Regions from separate parts of the Mus musculus genome. Here region 2 is linked to region 1. A link is a contact called in ENCODE POLR2A ChIA-PET data. All regions are on one chromosome and are shown on one strand. The core of a region is the stretch at or near the end of the contact, and the rest is flanking DNA. Distances in the headings are between cores, read along the strand shown.

Evidence for each region. ChIA-PET counts read pairs that join two places held with the same protein, here RNA polymerase II (POLR2A).
Region 2: POLR2A ChIA-PET joins it to region 1 with 18 read pairs in Patski. The contact joins the promoter of Hs6st1 here to the enhancer-like site in region 1. POLR2A ChIA-PET finds 5 or more read pairs at or near these places in 5 of 5 experiments (Patski and embryonic stem cell).

The regions. Positions count from the first base shown.
Region 1 is chr1:36,027,453-36,034,002 of GRCm38, reverse strand. No RefSeq gene overlaps it. Among named protein-coding and RNA genes, the nearest start is that of Gm39623, 14 kb to the right of the region's middle. Within about 2 kb of position 3,406, at least 3 of the 3 ENCODE cell types and tissues checked have a DNase peak (open chromatin) inside an H3K27ac peak, as active enhancers do.
Region 2 is chr1:36,065,550-36,072,031 of GRCm38, reverse strand. It overlaps Hs6st1 (heparan sulfate 6-O-sulfotransferase 1), which reads right to left and starts at 3,632. Exons shown (of 2, transcript NM_015818.2): 1 at 2,848-3,632. The coding sequence starts at 3,374. Gm39624 (a long non-coding RNA gene) reads left to right here and starts at 5,789. Exons shown (of 3, transcript XR_865341.2): 1 at 5,789-6,396.

The DNA.
Region 1 (6,550 bases), core at 2,157-4,656:
TCGGACATCAGTCAAAACTCCATTAATCACCTGCCCTCCATAAGCCCCTACTTTAACTGGAGGGCCACAATGTTTCTTGGGATCCCCTGGGATCAGTGTCAACTCAGAACCAGTATCCAGCAGACCCCGAAAAGTCTGATTATTTCCTTTTCCCCAGTGTACAGTTACCCTTGTAAAAGGCCGTAGGTCCCTCTGGGGAAGAACTGGAGAAAGGGTAACAGCAAAACCTTTGAGTGTCTTATCAAGATCCTTCCTCAGCGGAACCTGGCCACCCCTTCATTCAAGGGGTTCCGGATCTGCAAACTGTCTCAAGTCTGGAAATTGATTCACTGGCCGAGATTGCTGTTTACCACGATCTAATGTAGCCTTTCTTTCATTTGGCTGTTTACCACGATCTAATGTAGCCTTTCTTTCATTTGTTTGAGAATTTTTCTGCTTATACAGATCAAACAAATATGCAGTAGGCTTCCTATGTATTTCATTCCTGGAAACACCATGATTGGTTAGCCAGTACCAAAGGTCCAACCGAGTCATGCCATTATAAATTTCACCTCTCCTGTGCTGACCATTACTGGGTATGTTATTATAAACATTCTTTTGTCTACGCTGTCCATTATAATAACTAGGATCACCTTGTCTCCGGCGATTCAATGCTGCCACCTGGCCCTTGTTACCTCGGAATCCAACTAAACCCAGTGAATTTAATTCATCTAATTGAGCAGAAGCATCTCCAATGCTAAGATCTGGCACAAGGAAAAGGGAAAGAACAAAACCCTTCAAATGTGCTGGTGCCCCTCTCACCAATTTGCGTCTTATAGAGCTGGTAAAAGGCATATCTTCTGGACCTTCCCATTGTGGACAATTATGCTTTACACAATATATCCACTCTAGCATTGCAATTTCCCTAAGTCTTAAAATCCCTTCATCAACACTAAGCCACGGAATATCAGGCATCTCCAAGTCATTTCCAGTAGGCCATCTTTTGATAAACACCTCAGCCAACCATTCAAACAAACTTTTGACACCTTTTTTAACTATGCGAGCTTCCGTATTAAACCTAGAATCTCTACTCAGAGGACCCATGTCAATAAACTCAGCCTGCTCTAGTTTTATGTTCCTTCCACCCTTATCCCACACCCTTAAAATCCATTCCCACACATATTCACCAGGTTTCTGCTTGAATGAATTAGCAAACTCATTAAGCTCCTTAGTAGTGTAGCGAATTTCCTCATGGACTACACTTTCTACCTCCCCTCTAGGAGCCTGTTTTGCTTTGAGTCTGGTTACAGGTCTAGAAGAAACTATTGGTGGGCCGTGAGCAGACTCTGCAAAATTAATTTCCTCATGTGGGGAAGGCATTATTTCAAGAGGTGGGGCTGAGGGTACTACTTCCTCAGGTGGGGCAAACCCTTGAGAATCTGAGGATTCAAAATTCTCAGCTTCAACATGGTCTTCCCACACATCCCCATCCCATGTTGTAGGATCCCATTCTTTGCCAATTAGAGCCCTTACTTTAACTGTCGACACACTCTGAGGCTGAGACTTGAATTTTCGCTGTAGTTCAGCCAACCTTACAATGAGAGTTTCTGTTTGATTTTCTGCAACTTGAGCTCTATTGCTACAAGAGAGAAGATTCTCCTCAAGGACACACTTAGCAACTTTTAGATCGTTTACTTGTGTCTGGAGCCTTTCGATTTTATCACACAACTCCTTCCTTTCATTCATCATTTTTTCCACAGATACTAAGAGCAGCCAGCCAGTAAAATCATTTTCCGATTTTTTCCCCATCTTGTAGAAAGCTTTGTACACTGAATCACCTAATTCATTAAGAAAATCAAGGTCATTAGCTTCTTTAAGTTCGGAATATAGTTTCAACCATGGGTCTTCAAAATTCTCTGAGCTCCCAGGAGGGAGAGAATCTGGAGAGGTTTCAATAGTTGAAAGTGCTGGTGGATCAACAAGCCAATTCCAGTATTTTAAAAGATTCATCCTTGTACTTCTGTTACTCTAGAACCACTCCTGGTACCAACTTCTGTATTAGTCAGGGTTCTCTAGAGTCACAGAACTTATGGATAATTTCTAAATAGTAAAGGAATTTATTGATGACTTACAGTCGGCAGCCCAATTCCCAACAATGGTTCAGTCGCAGCTGTGAATGGAAGTCCAAGGATCTAGCAGTTACTCAGTCTCACGCAGCAAGCAGGCGAAGGAGCAAGAGCAAGAGCTAGACTCCCTTTTTCCAATGTCCTTATATTGTCTCCAGCAGAAGGTGTAGCTCAGATTAAAGGTGTGTTCCACCACACCTTTAATCCCAGATGAAAGGTGTAGCCCAGATTAAAGGTGTGTTCCTTAAACTCAGAGATTCAATCTTCTGGAATCCATAGCCACTATGGCTCAAGATCTTCAAACCAAGATCCAGATAAGGATCTCCAAGCCTCCAGATAAGGGTCACTGGTGAGCCTTCCAATTCCAGATTGTAGTTCATTCCAAATATTGTCAAGTTGACAACCAGGAATAGCCACTACAATATGTCATAATAAAACCATTATTATGTATAATTAATACACTCAAAAGTTTTTTAAAAGAAAGTTCTTCTGGCTGACTGTGTAAATGAAGTGGGGTTGGAGTCTGTGGTTAAGTACTGTGGGATGGTGGTCCGTCAGGCAGAGAGCCTTGTCCAGGTAAGCAGTGGCTGAGGTGGATGGCTTTCGGAAGGCCAGAGACAAAGGAGTCACGAAGATGGCCAGCAAATTCACAACGGTTGGCTCGCGTTTCCACCAGAGAACAAGGAAGAAGCCGCAAACCCAGTGCCCACAGCCTTAACGCCAGCAGTGTGTTGAATCGTGTTACTGCCTCTTCGGTGGCATCTTTCTTTTTTCCTCCCGGCCATCTCATGCTATAGGTGAAGCAACTGAAGTTAAAGGGTTACCAGGACTTTCTACAGAGCTGGCTGGTCAGTGGGGAATCAGGGGTGGAAACTCACGGATGGGTTCTCTGCCTGCCTTCAAGGCTTCCTGGCTGCGCATGCAGCCTATGAGAGATTTCCCCACCTGCCATGTTTTCGTGGTGCATCAGGCAGCCTCTGCTCCTCGTGTGTGTCCTAATTCACAGCCACAGGCATTTGCTGCACGCACGTCCCCGTGTTCTGCCCGAAATCTACTGCTTCCCTCATCCCGCGGTGCTCGCTTGGTTGTAGCAGTGAACTGGGCTTTGCAGCTCAGCGGTAAGAGAACGTTTTCCTAATTTGAGGCATGCCCAAGCTGTTGCCTGCAGATGTAGCCTCACCACATTTGCTCACAGCCGGTGCCTCGAAGAGGAAAGGCAACGCCTCTGCCAGCTGCCGAGGAGGCAGACGCATTCCTGGGAAGCCAGCTCCGGATGGCCTGCAGGCTCCTGTGAGCATTCTGAGTAGATCCTGGCTCCAGTGCCTGTGGTCCTGGCAGCAGTGCCTTAGCTGGCTTCCTGCCTAGGATGACCACAGACCATGCTCCTCCCATCCTGGGCCTCTGAGCACTGGTCCAGGCAAGATGAGCTCCTTCGAGCTGGCTTGTGCCTTTCCCCTTCTATCTTAAAATAATTGTTTTTGGCTTTGTGGGCTGGCAGGCTACTTACTTTAACCCCAAGGCCAAGGGCAGCAAGAGGCTCCGGTGATGGGCTGGGCTGTCATGCACACCACTCAGCCTTCAGTCACTGTGGCCAGTGCACTAATGGCCACATGGCCTTCAGAGATAATTTCTGCATGTTCTTTCCTCTTTCCCTCTGCTCTTGCAGGGAAGGGAGCATGCGCTTTGGGCTGCTCCCATGTAACCTCTTTTCCTCCACGATGGATAGAGGCTCTGCTCACACGCATGGATTCCTTGTTGGTTTAGGGACCCCTGCCACAGCTCCTGGGGTGGGTGAATCCTGTTTTATTCATGAAGTAAGGCTGCCAGTTGTTCAGAATTCTATTTGGGCCCATGTTTACCACACGCCCAGGCTCTGCCCAGGTTCCGGGGAAGTATTGATGAAAATTTGGGACTTGCTGCTCCAAGTCACTCTGACATGCAGATCTCATGCTCATGGGGTGAAACCCGTTGGCCACTGACAAAATAGGAGCCAATAAAAGGTTGTTTCTTTTTTGCTATTTTACTAAGACAAGATTTTGCTAGGTAGCTGTGTTAGTTAGGGTTTTATTATTGTGAAGAGATACCATGACCAGGGCAACTCTTATAAGCATTCAACTGGGGTTGGCTTACAGTTTCAGAGCCACATAAACATGAGGGCTTGAATTGGAACCCCAAGGACCCATGTCCAGCTGGGCATGGTGGCATTTTTTTTTAATGTTTAAACAGTTAATAAATTATTTGTTTAAATATGAGGTAGATATGTAAGGCCCTCCTGACCTTTTATTTGTATGCGTGTGTATGCATGTCTGTGTGTGTTTGGACAGTTGTACATGCCGGAGGTCCACTTCAGATGTCTTCCTCTATTCCTCTCCACCTTGTGCTTTTCAGAGAGAATCTCTCACTGAACCTCAGTCTTGAGGCAGGTAGGCTAGACTGGCTGGCCAGCCAGCCCCAGAGGTCCTCCCATCTCTGCTTCCCCAGTGCATGTTACAATTGCATCTGGCTTTTCAAACATTCATTCTGAAGGGATTTGAACTCAGGTCCTCATGCTTGTACAACAAGGACTTTACTGAGTGAGCCGTTTCTCCAGCACCCTTCTGATCTCCAGGTAAAACATTAAGGCCTAAGTAGAATGTTAAAGCCTAGGGAAAGTGTTAAGGCCTAGGTTGCTGTTACCGGACTACGCTGCCATTGTAAGGAAACTTTCTCATGTGCTTCTTCTGATACTAGGAAATTTTCTAATGCCAGATTGGTTACACTTTCTATTATGTTCTTGTGCCCTTGAAAACCAATCACTTTCTGAGTTCAAGGCCAGCCTGGTCTACAAAGTGAGTTCCAGGACAGCCAAGGCTATACAGAGAAACCCTGTCTCAAAAAACCATTAAAAAAAAGAAAGAAAGAAAGAAAGAAAGAAAGAAAGAAAGAAAGAAAGAAAGGAAGGAAGGAAGGAAGAAAGAAAGAAAGGAAGAAAACCAATCACAATAGAAGTCAGCAGAACAGAAGTGGATGCTCACAGTCAGCTATTGGATGGATCACAGGGCCCCCAATGGAGGAGCTAGAGAAAGTACCCAAGGAACTAAAGGGAACTGCAACCCTATAGGTGGAACAACATTATGAACTAACCAGTACCCCGGAGCTCTTGACTCTAGCTGCATATGTATCAAAAGATGGCCTAGTCGGCCATCACTGGAAAGAGAGGCCCATTGGACTTGCAAACTTTATACGCCCCAGTACAGGGGAACGACAGGGCCAAAAAGGGGGAGTGGGTGGGTAGGGGAGTGGGGGGGAGGGTATGGGGGACTTTTGGGATAGCATTGGAAATGTAAATGAGGAAAATACCTAATTAAAAAAAAAAAGAAGTCAGCACAACTGTTTTGTATGGTTACCCACAATAGACTTGCACCCAAAAACAACCACCCAATAGCAAGCACTTCTTGTACCTTTGAATAAGCTTTTATGGTATAATCTACCTCTGGGATGAACCACAACATAAGAGAGACACCTGCCCAATATAAGAAACTATTTGGAATAAGACTTCCATTTTGAGTAGTGGTTGAGTAAAGTTTAAGTTCCCAAGACCTCCCTGGGAATCCTCCTATAATGAAAGGCAAGTTCCACAAGAAGCCATTTCAATATGTGTTTAGATCAATAGTTCTCAACCTTCCTAATGCTGTGGCCCTTTGACATAGTTCCTCAGGTTGTGGTGACCCCCGACCATAAAATTATTTCATTGCTATTTCATAACTATAATTTTGCTACTGGTATGAATCATAAGTTAAAACATGAATATTAGACAAGCCCCATCCCGGTAGACAAATTAGGACATGAATATTAGACAAGGCAAGTCCCCTGCCACAGCTGGATACCCCAACCAATGGGGGCAGGATAAGTGTACAGCCAAGACCTGTTCCTAAGGAAACCCCATCCCTAAATCCTGATTGGTGGAATAACTCGGCACAGGTGTATGTGCATTTGGGGCCTAAAAATCCTGTAAGATCTTAACATGGGGCCATGGTTCAGTCCACAAATCTGGACCATAGCCCTGGTTGACCAGTCTTGGGGTATATGCTCAATAAACTATCCCTGTCTGACTGAGATCAGTGTTCATGTGGCTTGCAAGGTGAATCCTGGACCCCAACAGCTACCAGCTATGTCGTGAGCTCTAGGCTACCCTGGATTACATGAGATTCTAAAAACAAAGAAACGAAGAAACAAACAATAACACATCAAGATGACAAGATGACCTTGTGGTAGGTAGGGAGGAACTTTTGAAACTGGATATAGAAGTCCAAAGGAGGGCAGATCAGTTAGCCTATGCTACAACAAATAGTATTTTTTTTTTTAACCAAAAGACTGCTATGAGAGCAAAAGTAAGCTCAGAGAGGAAGCTCGCCACACAAAACCCATGTGGCTCTTGCCTGAATACATAAAGAGCTCTTGCAAAT
Region 2 (6,482 bases), core at 2,383-4,882, 38 kb before region 1:
CCTGGCTGCAGTCGCCACAGATTGAGCTATTCATGATGGCCAACATATGCAAAACCATGGGAGAGGAATATGGATTCTCCTCTTCCTACTCAGTCACAGAAAACCATCACTACAACAGAAGGGGGAGTGTGGGAGACTCAAGGTCTCTTACCATAATGCAAGACACCTCCTCTTCCTCTCTACTGGACCCCGGAGGGCGCAGTAGGTCCGGACTGCTGGTACCACCCCTGAGTGGCATTCAAACCTCCCACCCCTATCTGTTAATGATGTCACCAAACTGAGCCCAGAGCCACCAACTGGGCTTCACCAGACCCCTGGGGCATGCTATGTCCATCAGGGTTAGAGTTCTCTGAGCCAGATAGTCACACTGTCAGACTAGAGCTGGCCCAGGTGCCAATGGTCCTTGGTAACACTCATCCCCTGCAGTTCCATATGTCCAAGGCTAGCCAGCAAGCCTTCTGTCTCTCCAGACTGGTCTTGTAAGCACGCAGGCTTTTGCTAACAGATGTGAGACGTCCGTAGTAGGCAGAGGCCACAGAGACCTCCAATGCATTGCTCACACCTGTTCCCCTACCGAAGCAGGAAGTACCAATCGATTTTGTAAGTTATAAACCTAGGAAGGAGTGGAGGACCTGCCCGGCCTCATGAGTCACCCAGATGTGTCCCCAGTTCAGAGCAGCCCCAGGCAGATGTGCCATGAGGAGGTTGGGAGCTGGGTAAAGTAATTTGTTCAAGCTCTACCATAACCCTGAGGGCAGAGAAAAGAGGAAGAGAAGGCCCACCCTAGTTTGCAAGGAGTCTTGGGGGGGGGGGATCGGGCCTTAAAGGGTAACAGTGAGTGCCACTTAACACCAGCCATCAGGCAGTCAACCCTGACAGTGACAGGGTCCCTGGGCAGATGGGAGTCAGCTGGGGAACTCAGGGGCAGCCAGGAGTTCAATACATAAAAGTCTCTTAGATTAGTTTGGGGGGCCAGAGGTGGCGGGGGAGGGGAAGTCATTTACCTAGTGCCTTAAACAAATGGAGCACTATGAAGAGAAACCCAGTGTCACCTATTGGGTGGCACAGTTACAAGCTTTGGAACCACGAGCCCTGGGGGCCCCTCCCCACATTGCCCATTGTTGCTGAGTCAGCAAGTCCCGCCCTCCCCTCCCCCAAGGAGGGGGGAATCAGTAGACCACCCTGCATTCTTCATCCCTGGCCCTTACACCCTCTGCAGGCAGTCAAGGCCTGTGAACAGCATCTGGGGCCATGCACCTCCCTGTTCCTTCCATCATGAGCCTCTGATAAACTTCTAGTCAAGGGGCACTGTGGTCCTTCACTCTGTTACAATCTGTGGGCAGTGTGGTCCGTGAGGGGTAGGCTCACCCCGAAGCTCTGGCCTCTCTACAGCTCTAAGAGCAGCATGCATGCAGTTTGCCTAGACCTCCTATGATTAGCATGTCCACTGTTTCAAGCCCCACGTCCTGCTGACAGAGAGGACTTCCCTGGGCCTGCTGGCGTGTGCCCAGCAATGGGCACCCACAGCCTTGACTGGTGGATCAGTGGACAGCTGCTATGGCCAGACCTGGACTCAAGCATAGCATGGCTGAACTATTGGGATGGGTCCTGGAACTGAAACATGTACGTGTGTACGGCAGAGCTTATGTGGACAGGAAGCAGTTTCGAGGGCCTGGAAAGGAGACTCTGGGTCCAGGTTAGGGCCATGGAATACCTCCACTTGGCTTGAGCACTGCTAGGCGTGGGGTGCAGTGTGTGTATCTACCACTCAACTCTAGCAGCCTGTAAAGCATGCAAACAGCTCCAGGTTGGTTGGACCCTAGAGTCCCAACCCCACAGGAGAGCCAGCACCTTCCTGCCCCAAGTGTACCAAGGAAAATAGCGACTTCAGTTAAAATTTGTCCACACCCACTTCCTAGCTCCTCTGTAAGTTCAGTCCTACAGCAAATATGGAAGAGAAACAAAGGCAGGCTAGAAGCCCTAATTCCTGGGGTGGGGTGGGGCGGGTTAGGAAGAAGGTAATCCCAGGAGGATCACTGGGCACCAACAGAAACAGGGCTACAATCTCAACTTTACAAAGTGCTTTCAGAGGGGCTGGCCCTCACTCACATCCCCAGACAAGGAGGAGAGTGATGGGCCTTGCTGGGAGGTCCCTGGCTTTACAAGTAGCTTTGACGGTCTCAGCTATCCCTAACCTGGCCGGTGGATAGATTTCTAGGGAAGTCAGTCCTCAACTGGAGGCTTTTGTTCCACTTCTGTGGCTGGGGAGGCCAGGTAGTGCTGCCTTCTCTCCGACTTCAGTCTGGGTCACACGGGCCTTTGTTCTACCTGCACACACCGGCAGGCAGAGCCCACCCCTTTCCTGGCAGCTCCTCCCCAGGCTGGCAGGCACCGGAGGGCCTGGAGATACCACAGGTGCACAGGAAGAGGAACCGCATTTCTCTTGCTCCACTTTTAGTACTAGACGGGTACGGGCTACACATGCACACAGAGACACACCTGTTTTTCTGCCTCTAGAGCCAAGCCTGGACCTCTAGTCCCCGAGGTTTATCTCTCAGGCTAGCCCGCAGTGCATAGCAGGTAGGGTGGACAGAGAGCAGCGGGCAGTGACCCAGGAGGAAGTCTGGGCACTGCGCAGACAGGCCAGTGGCGAGGAGAGGCACGGAACAGAGGGTGAAAAGAGGGATCAGAGGTCAGGAGTGGCAGGTGTAGGGAAGGATGAGATGGGAATCCTGGGATCCCGCAGACTGGAAGGGGCCCCAAGAGAGGAGAGGGCAGATCTGGCCCGGGGCTTAGGGGTACCCCCCCCCCCCCCCGCCATCACACTTTCCCGCAGCGGGCGCTCACCTGGGCGAACGCAGACCTGCTGGGTCGCGGCGGTCTAGCACACCGGGCACACAGTTGGTGAGTTCGGTCCAGTCAGCGTGCAGCCCGCAGCTCCAGCCCGTGGAGAAGCGAGAGAAGAGCCAGGTCTCGCGGCGATTGGGCCGATAGCAGGTGCACTTCTTCTGGCCCGGGCGACAGTCGCAGGGCACCTCGAGGCGCACGTTCTGCACTAGGTGGCGGCCGAAGGTGGTGCCGCCGGTCTTCTGGATGTGCAGGAAGACGATCACGTCGTCGCCCTTCATGTCGAAGCGCAGCGAGCGCTCCAGCTCGCGCACCGGGAAGTAGTACTTTTTCTCGTAATGTGGGTCCGGCGTGGGGAAGAGATCCAGGTCGTCGGGGGGCACGCGGCCACCGGGCGCGCCCAGACTCAGCCCCGGGCCCGCGTACTGGTAAAGGATGAGCATGAAGCACGCCGAGCCCGCCACCACCAGCACGAACTTGCTGGCGCGCTCAACCATGGTCCTGCCGCCGGCGCGCCGCCGCCGCATGTGTCACCATCGCCAGCGGCCCGGGCGCCGGGCCTGGGAGGGCGGGGGGCGCAGCTGCTCCGCCACCGCCGCCGCCACCGCCGCCCGCGCTCCGGCCCGGCCCGGCTACTCGGCGCCCAGGCTGTGCGCAGCGTCGCGGGCCCCGGGCCTCGGCGGCGCCGTGGCTGCTCCCCGCCCCGATCCCGGCTCGGCTAGCGTACAGCCCGGCCCCCGCCACAGCGCCCCGCAGCCGCGCGCGCCCGCACCCGCCCGCAAAGCTCAGCGCCGAGAACGCTCTGCACCGCCCCGTGCGCCGCCGCGTCTCCGCAGTTCGTCGCGGCTCCGCCCCGGCCCGCCCCTGGCCCGCCCTCGCGGCGCCTCTTGCTGTCGCCGCCCGCTCCGATCCTCCGCTCCGCCTCTGGAGCGCCCTGGGGGAGGGGCGGGGCCGGAGGAGGCCCAGGCACAGGCCAGAGCTGGGCGACGGGTCGCGTGTCTCTCACACTGTCAACGCCGGTCGCTACGGAAAGGGCATTGGATCCAGCTCGCAGACCTGTGGGTGGCGACTGGGTTGTCCCGAGCCTACGAGTGGGTGGCTCTTTTGGGCATTGGTCCTGGGTTTGGGAGCCCGAGTTTTTTCACCTTCTCTGGTTATGGTAGTTTGTGTTACCTGCGCTCTCTGTCTCCCACGGGAATACGGAGGCTTTGACCTTCACATTGAAGGATAGGAAGTTCCAAGTTCGAGAGCGCTGGGAGTCGGGACCACCAGGTGGTTTAGGACTACCAGTAAGGGTGGGGAAGGAAGAGAGACGTTAAGGGCATGGATCCGGCTCTTACGTGGATATCACCAGTCCCCTGGAGGCACTGGGACAATGACCCAAAGCCCTCAGTTGAAGATAAACCGAAATGTGTGCAGAGACCAGAGGACAAGCTTTATTTGTCCCTCTCGCCCAGTGTGCCCTGTTTTGATCCTGGTCATACTCAAACAAACAAACAAACAAACAAAATAGTGAACCAACATTAGAAAAAAATTAAAATTCCAACCTTCGTGATTTTTTTTTTTTTTACATTGGCAGCAGTATCTGCAGCCTTGATTGGTGCTCTGCCTGTAGTGGAGGGTCGCCTGGGCCCTAGGCTGCAAGTTGGAGGCTCTAGTAGTAATCTATGCAGCCTATAACATGTGGAAGGTCCCGTCGCCCATGTTGTACTCTGTACTGGGCCCCTAGCTATACTTAGGCGGCCAGAACAACTGGAGGTGGGGAGTGAAATGACCTGTGCAGAGTTCCACAGCCTAGGGTAGCTGGGAGGGGCTTGGGTGTTTGGATTCAGGCCAGAGTGGCCTCTGGGAGGTGCTCCCACTGCCAGGCCAGGCTCAGGTGCCCACAGCAAGTACCCCTGGGTAGTGCCCTGGATCTGTCCTGCTAAGGGGTGGGTCAAAAAGTGGAGAGAAGGGGAGGGGGTGGCAATAGTGGTCCAAAGCATTGACTGCAAGTTAAAAAAAAAAAAAAAAGACTTGAAAAAAAAGAGCAGCTGGGCAGTGGTGGTGCATGCCTGTAATTCCAGCACTTGGGAGGCAGAGGCAGGCGGATTTCTTAAGTTCGAGGCCAGCCTGGTGTACAGAGAGAGTTCCAGGACAGTCAGGGCTACACAGAGAAACCCTGTCTTGAACCCCCACCCCACCCCACATACACACACAAATAAGAGCTAAGAGGAAAGCCCTCCCAAACGGTGAGATCAGGAGAGAATGCAGACACACTTATATCCAACTTGTCAGGAATGTGAAGAAACTGGGCTCAGCTGGTAAAGTGCTTGCTGTGCATGACTCAGGACCTGGGTTCGGTACCCAGAACCCAGGTATAAAATGCCAGGGATACTTGGCCTGTGTTTGCAAGCCCAGGACTGCTGGGGAAGAAGAGATAGGCAGATCCCTGGGGCTTGCAAGCCAGCCAGTCTAGCCTATAAGGCAGCAGGTTAATGTGAGACACTGTCTCAGAAACTAAGGTGTACCTCTCAAAGGACAATATCCAATATCCAAGGTTGTCCATTGTCCTCTGTCCTACACACACACACACACACACACACACACACACACACACACAGAGAGAGAGAGAGAGAGAGAGAGAGAGAGAGAGGACATGTTTTGCAGGCAGATTGCAGAAGTTACCACTATGGTCAGACCGCCACATGGCCCTGAACACACTACATAATGACCTAGAACCAGGGCAACAGGTGTCCTTGGTGACACCCAGGGCCTTTTGCCCCTGGCCCAGAGAAACCCAAGGGCAGTCTGTTTGGTAATGATTTATTCTGGTTAGGTATGGCGACACAGCAGTGTGCTGAGGGCGCTCCCTTTAGAAGTTGACCAGGGCGGCATTCCAGCATGGGATTTGGATGACAGCAATCCAGATTTACACAGCATTGCTGCCAGCTAACCCATCTGATGGTTCTGCTCAGATGCTAAGGATCTACCAAGAGGTCAATCCCAAACAGAGTTGTTCCAGTACTAGACATAGCAGTTATGTTATTTCCAATCCCACTAGCAAGCCTTGCAAGAACGAGCTAAAACAATCGTTCCACAAAAGTGAAAACGAAGGTCTAGAGCTCTCCAGAGCTAGACAAATTCTCTCACTCTGTTCCCTGGCCGTGTGGCGTCCAGCCTGTGTTCATCTCTGTTCCCCCGGGGCCAGAGGAAAAAGCGGAGGGTCAGTGCACTAGGCTTTACTGCCAAGAGACCCACCTATGCTTGGCTGCCCCTAAGGGAAAACGGAAGTCTGACAAGAGCAGAAGAGTCTGGCATAGGTACCCAGTGGGTGGTTGTCCCTGTGACAAACTGCAGAGGTAGCCATAGCACACTGGCTCAGGGATTGACATCTCATCAAGAGAAGCTGCTTCCTCAAACTTCATTCTTGCCAGAACGGTTGAAGAGCCCCCTCCTCAGCCAGGAAGCCCCTCTCTTTCCTAAATTCTCACAGAGAAGGTTTTGCCTACTCTCCCTATTTATAAGAAGCCCAGCAGGTGCAACTTGATACTCCGGAGGAGGCAATTGGTGAGTGGGAACTACCCGGAAGTCAAATCCCCCGTCTTAGGTCAAGGAGTGAGGCTTTGTAGCCCGACTAGCCAGTCTTCACCAGG